Linked DNA regions of Mus musculus: region 2 is linked to region 1. Evidence: chromatin loops called from intact Hi-C (ENCODE). Cell type or tissue: left cerebral cortex. All regions are shown on one strand.

Region 1 (5,000 bases):
GTCACAACACCCTTCTGGTCTGGAACTCACACTTAAACTCTTGGTAAAACAAGGAGTGTCCAGAGGCAGAGATGCCATCTCCACCCACCTTTTGGAAAACTCTGCCTACTCGGATATGAACAAACTCTGGGAAACCTCGTCCTGGAACAGCGGAGGTCTTGTCCCTTCCTGGTGCATTGAACCCGCTGCGTGCTGGCATTTAAAACCCACAGAAGCCAGCTGTGTTTATGACTTGTTTAATTTCACAGGGGATGGGGGAGGGATCAGAAACTACAGGACGGGACGTTTGCCTTAAGCGATGGGGGACCAGTGCTTGGCATCTGATCCTACTAGCACAGAACTCCAGGGAACTTGGGCCGCCGCGCAGGGTGGAGAGCCGGGAGGAAAAAGGAGAGGGAGAGAGGAGGGGCAACGATGGAGGGGCTGAGCAGGAGAGAAGGAAACAGGTGAGCTCTCATTGCCTCTTGAAGGAGATTCCAACGTCTTGGTCCCCAGCAGCGCACCACAGTCCCAACTTAGACAGGCACTTACCAGCTTTGCACGGGTCCTTGTAATCTATAGGCTCCGTTTTGTCCTCTTCGTTCCCATCAAAAGTGTAATCATAATCGAGGCCAGCGCAGACCCACAGCACCCGGGAGAAAACAATACCCGAGACCACCAACCACAGGAGCATCCTCGGGGAGAGCGCTTGCAAACCCATCCTCCTCCCCTAGAGGAAAAGGAGGGGACCAGACCCGGAGGGCCGCGTGGATATGCGGGGCTCTAGGGACAGTGTTCTTATCCCGACTGGGAAGCTCCTCGGAAAGACCTGAATGTTCAGGTGTCCGGAGACATGCGGATGTCTTCAGGACGCTAGAGAGGGCAAATGTCTCCCTGTCTCCCCCGGATGCTGGGGAACTTGGCCGGGGGCCCGCGGGTGGGCGGAAGGCAGGTGAGGAGCTCGGCGCAGGGCAGCCGCAGCCAACCCGGCTCGGTCTAGGTCGTCCTTCCAGCGGTCGAACTTCCCGCGATCACGACCGGCCGCGGCGAGAGGCGCACGGCGGGCTCAGCTGCCACCGGAGCTCCGGCTCCCGCGCCGCGCCCCCGCCGCTGTCAGGACCCCGCGGCCGAGAGCGAGCTGCAGCCGCCTGCGCCCGCCGCTGCCACCGCCGCTGCTCGGGGAAGATGAATCCGGTCTGCACATCAGCACATCTGAACTGAAAGGGGAGACCGAGGAAGGGGGTGGGGGATAGGCATTTCTACGCCGCCAGACCTTAAAAGCCTGCCGAAGCTAGGGAAGCTCCCGACTGCCCGGAGAGCAAAGGGGTGTGAGGATTTGGAGTGCCTCTTTCCCCCCCTCTAGGCTGTCTTTTTACCCTCTTCCTAACTTGAAAAAAAAAAAAATCTTCGCAGCATCTAACCCAATCACTCGCATCCTGCTTACTTATTCATACAATCAGGGTCAGGATCCGGGCCACAGCCTCCTCTCTGACTTCGTTTGATAGCCTTATACAAACAAACAGACACGAGCGCGCTGACATTTCCATTTCTATTTTACTAAAGATAAAAAACCGAATGCATTCCGCATTTGCGTCCACGAACAGCAATTAATAGATGAGGTACGTGTCAGTGCAGAGCGCCAGACCGGGGGTGGCGCGAGGGATCGTGACAACTTCGCTGCAAATCTCTCTATCTTGCCCCCACCCCACCCCCAGATAAATAGGCGATGTGTGTTTCTTTCCCTTGCTGCTGTTTAACCTTCCTACCTCAAGAGTGGAAGGAAAAGTATCTGACCTTTCTCTGTTTGGGTAAGAAAACAGGCATCTGTGCAAAGGCAGTCTCCTAACCAACAAAGTTTTACTAAGAACTAGAGAAATTAATTTTTTTTAAAAAAAATCGAGTTCCAGATCGCACCAGCAGGAAACGCTAAGCCCTCGCTGATGGGCTGGAGCTAGGGCTCACGTGGGCGCAGGAAGGGAAGTTGGAATACTCGCCTCGCAAATTTTCTGACAGTTCTGGCGCCCATGCCCAGCGCCTCCTAGTACCCTTCGGCTTCACTTGTTTGATTTCCTCCCTAGGACAGGGTGTAAGAGCCGGCAGCTGGATCAGAGAGGTAAACCACTCCTCAGCCTAGCAGACTCAAGACAAACACAGGTTGTGGGAAATTGGGGAAGGGAAAAAAAAATCAGAGGAAATCTCTGCAAAAAAGCCCCTGGTGTGAGCAATTCCGAGGTTTCCCCACATCTGTAAGTAGTTTCCAAAATAGGTGAGACGACTTCCCCCACCCCCAAGCTTCCGGGAGCCCAGAGAGCTGAGAGCTTTCCTTTTCTAACAATATCTTTTACTGTCACTTTAGCAGGGACTGTCTTCTGGTGCCTTTGTATCTTTATTAGAGGAACCCATCTCTATTCCAAGTAGCCATTTAGGCAAAAGTAAGGAGCCAGGGAGCCATGAATATCGGAATCCTCTGTCTGTCTGTCTGTCTGTCTGTCTGTCTGTCTGTCTGTCTTTGCCTATCTGTCTCTCTTAGGATAGGAAAAAACCACCTTTGGCTTGGAGATGCGACTACTCTATACTTGCTGCAGAAAAGCAAGCAGATAATCTGGACAACATACTGTTTTCTACTTGAAGGAAAAGGGTAGGAGGTAGACTGGAGGTGATTGTTTCTCGCTTGGCAAAGTTGGAGTTTCTTGATGACCACTACAATGATGACCTCTGCCTGTAGATCTTAAACATCTAATCCTGACATACAGAGCAGACCCAGACCGCGGGTTTAAATAGATAAAACATAAAAGAAAAAACAGAAAAAAAAAAAAAAAAAGCTTGCTAAGGAGGTAAAGACACTGCTTTCGAAATTTCTTGCTGAGTCATGATCAACCCAAACAGAAAAGCTGTTTGTATAATTAATGCTGGTGTTGCTCCTGCAGGGCTAAGCAAAAGTGCATCCTACATATAGCCCAGTTCAGAATGAGAAATGCAATTTTTCTTTAGAAGATCTCTGCTCTTGAACTGCTGACTGTGTCTGCATTTCTTACCCTGGACCCACTAAATGCCAGGAAACGTCTAAGACTCTCAGCATCTAAGATGATTTTCTTATATGATTTTTCAAGAATCTGTACCTAGAGCGCACATCCTGGGTAGGGATGGACATGTTTTATCATTTATTGGGAAAGAAAATGGTACCATATGGGGACAGCTGCCTTATTATGAATAGACAGTGATGTCTGCTAGACCTTCCTTACAGATCTGTCACTGCCCAGTTGAAAATGTTTATAAGTTTGAACTAGGGACATAGTTAATAGAGAGCTTGCTTAGCATGTACAATCCCCCGAATGGCTTCTCATGACCACCTAAAACAAATTTACACTTTAGTGGAGGACAGAGAGTTCAAGGCCATCCTCAAGGACATAAGTAGTGTAAAGCCAGCCTGCAATGCATGTGACCCTCTTTCAAAAAATGAAATACATTAAAGAATAAAAGTGTAATATATTTATATCCAGAGAATTGGTGACTACCATACTAGAGCATCAGATTTAAGGTAGAGAAATGTTTATTTATGGTTAAAATGCTTGCCATGAGTATTTGTATGCATCACAACATTCTGGGCCTCATAACCCCAAGAGCTTCAAGTTTTTAAGTTTTTACTTATTTACTTTGTGTGTGTGTGTGTGTGTGTGTGTGTGTGTGTGTGTTGTGTGTTGTGTGTGTATGTGTACGTATGTCTGTGTGTGTGTATGTGTGTGTGTGTCTGTGTGTGTTGTGTGTGTATGTGTGTGTATGTCTGTGTCTGTGTGTGTCTGTGTATGTGTGTGTGTGTATGTGTGTGTGTATGTGTGTGTGTGTGTCTGTGTGTGTGTGTATCTGTGTGTGTGTGTGTGTGTCTGTGTGTGTGTGTGTGTGTGTGTGTGTGTGTGTGTGTGTGTTGTGTGTGGGTAAGCAAGGGAACACCTTCCTGGAGTTGATTCTTGCCTTCCAGGTCTGGCTACCCACCTTGTGGACAGTCCCCTCTACTACTCAATTCCTGCCTTCCCTGGCCCACATGTTTTCTAAATTCTCCTGTCTCTGCCTCCTTCCCTGCTTTAGGAATGCTGAATAAGAGATGTATATCAGCATCCAGCTTAATATGGGTTTGGGGATTAAACTCAGGTTGTCACATGTACATGGAAAAATGCTTTTACTCACTGAAAAACCATCCCAGCCCTGGTTCTCAGATTTTAAATCTTAGACTTAGCTCTATTTGTATAAAATCATCTGGGTTTAAAAGTCTTTTTTTTTTTTTCTATAGTTGAGGGCAGATTTTTGTCCTGAACATGTAAAAAGATCAATTTGGAAAAATAGAACTGTGGTTAAGAAGTTGAATCTGAGCGTGGCTGTAGACATGTGCAGTATCTGAATTCAATCTCTTCAGGAAGATGGAAAAGAGAAATTGATTTCTTCAGGAAAACCTGCTGACACGGCCCTGGCATCCAGCTGGTGGCTGTCCTTGACCACCATGGCAGTACCTGCAATGACACTCAGCCCCTCATGAAAGGAGCAAACTGTGACACCAGAAAAAGGACAAACTTCATAGCAAATCATGATATTTTCTTTGCTACCATAGTAGTTAAATTATAATGTATGTGTAGAGACTGCTAAACCAGATAAGTCTGTTTTATAATCCAGCCAATTAGTCAAGAGCTTTCCTATGACATTAAGTAACATGTGAATATGCTCCCTTCGTGTGTCCTGTGAAAAAGTGATGCACAAAAGAATAATATCATTTAAAATAAGAAAATGGAACATGTCGTTCCTATAAAATACATGTCTGGAAAACTAAATAAACACATTTTTCAAACTTTATTGTAGAGTGAAATGCGGGTTTCCTTCCCACCCTCTCAGCTGAGTTTCATTTTGTTTGTTTTTTGTTTGTGTTTTGTTTTGTTTTTAAACACTTTAGATTGTAGCTAGGGAATTCTATAAATATACAATCCTAGGAAGCTGTCATTGCTGGGGGTCAAAGACAGCCAATATTGGCAATTTTA
Region 2 (5,000 bases), 340 kb after region 1:
GGTGTCTTCCCAGTAGAATAGCAAAGTGATCTATGCAGCAAGAGAGCCGTTTCATGAGCTCTGTACAGCAAGCATTGGGAGGACAACTCCAATGGGAAATAACAAATTGAATTTTTTTCCATTCTGGTCTCTTTTCCTCAATCTGGAGTATATCTGACTGCTTCTATGTTCTCTACCTTAAAATTTAAGTCTGTATGAGCTGGAGGTGTTTCTCAATGGGTAGACTGCTCACATAAAATGCACAAAGCCCAGGTGCAAGCCTTGGCACTGCATAAACCAGAGGTGATAGGAGATGCCCATCAGTAATCCCAGAACGTGGAAGGTAGAGGCAGAGTAGTCACACAGACATGGTTATCCTCCATTACATCAAGAACTTGAGACTAAGATGGGCTATGGAGAGACTCTGTCTCAAAAACAAACAAATAGATCTTAAGCCTGCAGTGGTTTACCGCTATGAAACCACAAACAGCTAGTAGTATCTGCCTTAATATGCCTTTTGACACACTGAGTGATCATAGCCTCACCAATTCCTTGTGGCAAAACTAGCTTTATCCGTGTCTTACTGAGAAAGATGCTGAGCACCAAATGTTGAGACAAGGGTTTAGGATGTAACTCAGCCATGGCATGCATAACTAACACACACAAGACTCTGGGTCCAGGCCCCATCCCTGCAAATAGAGAGGGAAATGTTTTACAACAATATTCTGACCTCAACATCAACCCTGGATCCTACCTACCCCTGCTCAGCGTCTGTTCTTTGCTATCTGTGGACACAATGTTATTACCTTTCTCCTGGGTCATTGGTCCTCTCTTGATCCCTAAAGTAATTTTTCATATTAATACCTGACAAACCACACCTCTCCTCAAAGTGTTCAGTGGCTCCCTGGCTCTTTCTAACTAGATCCTTCAGTAGACTGTAAGGATCCTGCATGGTCTGTCATCCACTGCCCCCATGACATCCTTGGCCTTTATTCATTCTATCCCAGCAGTAATCATCTCTTTTCCAGATGGTTGGACTCACCACAGTTTCTGCTCCCAGGGATGCTCTTTATAGCATCTCCTGTCTGTGACCAGAGTCAACACACTCCATTAGCCACCCAGCTCTTCCCTTCTGAGAGTGTCCCCATCACTCTCAGAGAGTGCCTCTATCCCCACACCATGCTAACCTTCTTCTCTCCTGCTCCCTACTTCCTTGCCTTCTAATTTACTATGGAATCAACTCTTACCTTGTCAGGATGCTTCAACTGAGATACACCCCCATGCTATCAAGATCCGTTCCCTACTTGATTCACCTTGAACCCGCAGCCCCTAAACTAGGACCTGCTACAAATGCGTGTTGAATGGATGGTTCATACAAACCATGAATGTCTTCAGAATCAAGTCAAATATCCCTAGAAAACTCAGTTAAAACCTTCCATCTTTTTGCAGACTTTCTCATGCTTTAATTGATTTGCTTTTGTTAAGAACGGGATTATTTATTTAATGCTTCTGTGTGTCCTTTGCAAGATGATAAATAGTTCAACCTTGGGGACTGCCTTCACCCTGCTGATTCCCCCTGCAACTGCCACAGTACACGTTACAAAGCAGAGGCTTACTGGCGTTTGTTGAATGAGAAACTGGACCATAAAGCAGTGGAATCTCACACAAGCTCTACATTCCTGGCTTGAACGAGTGTCCTGATGAGAGAGTAGTCAGTCCACCTACATGTGAGGGACTGGAAAGCAGGATAAGAACACCACCCAAGGTCAAAGGGTTTGACCAAGCACAGTGAGACAGCACCTGCTTAAGCAGAAGTTTGTGTGGGTTTGGATGTAGCTCTCTATTGTTTTTAATCCTTCCAGTCTCTCTTTACAGGCTTGCTCGCATCTGGGAGGTAGCACAATTTCTACAGGGAGTGAGTGTAGGGGGGTGGGCAGTTTAACAGAATTGTTTCAGCTTATTCCAATTTATAGAACTGAATTGTTTGGGAGCCAAAACACTGAAGAACTATGATAGATTTTCTCTCTTGAGAGTAATCCAGTCGTGTACATTTTTTTTTAAAGAAAAGATAAGTTTATATAGTTTTTGTTTCTAGCATTCAACTGTCTCTTAGAAGTAAAGGCTTGCTTTGTTCCTGGGAGAAATGGTTTTTCCATTGATGTTATGCTACCACCTAGTGGTCTTAGATTGAATGACTCAGCTGGGCAACTGAACACCACTAATGCAAAATCCCTAAGAAACCTAAAAAATTGGTCTACTTCTTTCCCCTTAGCAGAGAGAAAACTCTAGCAGAATATCACCATTTTAAAAAATATATGTTTTATACAGCAAACTGTCAACTTTTGAATATCTTTGGTAATAAGTCACTTTAATTGGACTTAGAAAGGAAATTCTCTAGTTAAGGGATGGTGTCCCCTGCTTCTCTTCTACCCAGTCTTTATAGAAATCACACAGAGACTCCAGGGCAAGTGAACCTCGAACACTGTCTCATCACCATTGTATAAACACCTGGGAGACAAGTATAGAGAGAAAAGTTAATACACTCTCTTCCCAGGTAGGAGTGTGGCGTCACAAATATTTCTGCTTATTCTCTTTCATATACTGATATGATATTTCACATCAAGAAAGTATCTTTTTTTTTTACTCAATTGGCTCTTAACGTGCTGGATATGGCTACTGAGCTTTTGTGAATCGAGAAAGTACTCATCTTCAGGATGACACTAGACTCCAGCACACCCCTCAAGACTTCTGTAAAGTCTATGGACAGCTCTTTCTTCGGATCTCCTTTCATTTCTCACCACACTGATCTCGTGTCATGGAGTCGACTTCTGGCTGAATCTGTGTTGTCTTTTTCTCGATAACTTCCAATGTTTACTCTAGGAAAACAGAGGAAGAGACTGCGTGGTGTTAAAATCATAATCTGCTCTCTTCCTTGCCTTTCTCATAGAGAGGGTAGCTGGTGTGCACTTGGAACATCACATGGGTCGCTGACACAGGTAATAGATGTAGGAAATAGGAAGGGGGGTCTCCAACTTTAAACCTCTCATGGAAGCTTCTCCAGCAGACACACTACATATACTGTGTGTGCATGCATGCATGCATGTGTATACGCATATTAAATAAAGTTATACCACTTGGGATCACAATGCTCCTTTTAAAAGTCATAGAGTAATAACCCAGGACTACTAGGCTTAAGAAATCTCTTTTCAAGTTGTTGGTCAGGGAAGTCCAAGGGACTCCAAAAGTAATATAAGCGAATGTTATTGCCTTCGAGTGTCTTCTAGAGAGTAAACATAAGTTCCTACTGCTGCAGGCATCATGCACGTCAGACACCAGATTCAGAAGATGCAAGCTATATCTGACCTGGAAGCTCTCATGTTACCAGAAGGCACTATAGAAACTTCCAAGGGAAAGGAAGCAACAAAAAGTACTACCCAGCTGTGATGATAATGAACAGCAATGAGTGATGTGACAAGGTAGTCCTATGTGTGCAATAGTGGAGCTCATCTCTTGGTGATAACTAACAGCTATCTAAGTGGACTTAAGACCACTCAAGATGAGGCAAATCATATCTGGCACTGTAAATGCACCCAATTTTGCAGTGGCTAGTAAGTTATGAATCCTAGCAGAGAACTTTCTGCCACAATCTTCTAAGCCAGCATCACTCTCAAGTGCACACTAAATACTACAGATAAGAGTAACTCCTTCTCATCAAAGATGCTTCTCCTTGAAGCAGGTGGAGACCATTACAGAAAACCACAGCTGGTCACCATGCACCCAGTGCCAATGGATACATCTACAACACAACACCTGAGGCTTGGGGAACATCACAGAAAAGAAGGTGTGAAGATTGTAAGTGCCACAGGATCACCATCTCCTGTGAAATGGTATCTCCTAGCAACAACAGGGAAGCTACAGCCATGACACCTCAACATTATGGCTGCCTGGACAGTAATAACTCCAACAGACAAGTTAGAGCAGGGTGTGGAAATTTCCCAAACCCCTAGACAAAGAGCCCCAGGAAAATAAGGACTACCAAGAGATGGAGAATAAAGCACCCCCAGGGGTGAGCCTCAGTTATCCAATTCCAAGTGGACATCCCTGAAACCATACAAGCAATACCAGAAAGACTCTGTATGTTGTGTTCATACATCCATGCATTTAAACATGTATGCAACAACAAAAATTAAAGAGAAAGAGTTCATGAACTTAAGAGGTACTGGAGGGTGTGTATGGAAGGGCTTGGACAGAGGAAAAGGAAAGAGTGAAATCATTTAACTATATTCCAATTACGTATAAGTTTACTTTTATAGGGGTGGTGGATTGCAGGCTGGTTTTGTGTCAACTTGACACAGGTCACAGTCATCACAGAAGGACCCTTGGTTGAGGAAATACCTCCACCAGATCCATTTCTAAGGCACTTTCAAAATTAGTGATCAATAGAGGAGGGACCATCCCATTGTGAGTGATGCCATCCTTGGGCTGATAGCCTCAGGTTCTATAAGAAAGAAGGCTGAGCACGCCATGGGGAGAAAGCCAGTAAGCACACTCCTTCATGGCCTCAGCATCACCTCCTACCTCCTAGATCCTGCTCCGTTTGAGTTCCTGTCCTGACTTCCTTCAGTGGTGAACAGCAGTGTGACAGTGTAAGTCAAATAAACCCGTTCCTCTCCAACTTGGTTTCTGGTCATAGTGTTTGATCAGTGCAATAGAACCCTTAACTAAGATAGTGGGAATTACAGAAATCCAAAAACTGAATTATCAGGAGATAAAGGGAAGTAAGAATAACTTCTTAGAACATCCAGGCTGTAAAGTGAGTACTTGTTGTTATGGCTGACAGAGAGAAAGAAGGGGCTATTACATATATGTCAAAGAATTCAAGCTTTTTTTTCCTAGGGAAGTCTCACTAACTAGACAAGTCAGACAGGAGTTCCTCTGGAGGATAAGGGGATTGCAGAGTGACATGAAGGGCAATGGAAATAAGGCAGCCATAACTGCATTTATGTTAACCATGAGAGCTT

Evidence for each region. Peaks named below come from ENCODE experiments on the same cell type or tissue, not always from the same donor. Only the 100,000 strongest peaks of a DNase experiment are listed, where the experiment ranks them.
Region 2: it touches region 1 in a loop (2.6-fold over the local background); 14 of 42 quality-filtered maps call a loop at or near these places.

The regions. Positions count from the first base shown.
Region 1 is chr8:64,204,684-64,209,683 of GRCm38, forward strand. Tll1 (tolloid-like) reads right to left here and starts at 1,325. Exons shown (of 21, transcript NM_009390.3): 1 at 532-1,325. The coding sequence starts at 700. In left cerebral cortex, a CTCF peak has its summit at 1,880; DNase peaks (open chromatin) are centred at 377, 552, 1,038, 1,125 and 5 more places; H3K4me3 peaks cover 2,281 bases; H3K27ac peaks cover 170 bases.
Region 2 is chr8:64,546,508-64,551,507 of GRCm38, forward strand. No RefSeq gene overlaps it. Among named protein-coding and RNA genes, the nearest start is that of Mir710, 35 kb to the left of the region's middle. In left cerebral cortex, a CTCF peak has its summit at 2,159 (motif pointing left); a DNase peak (open chromatin) is centred at 2,152.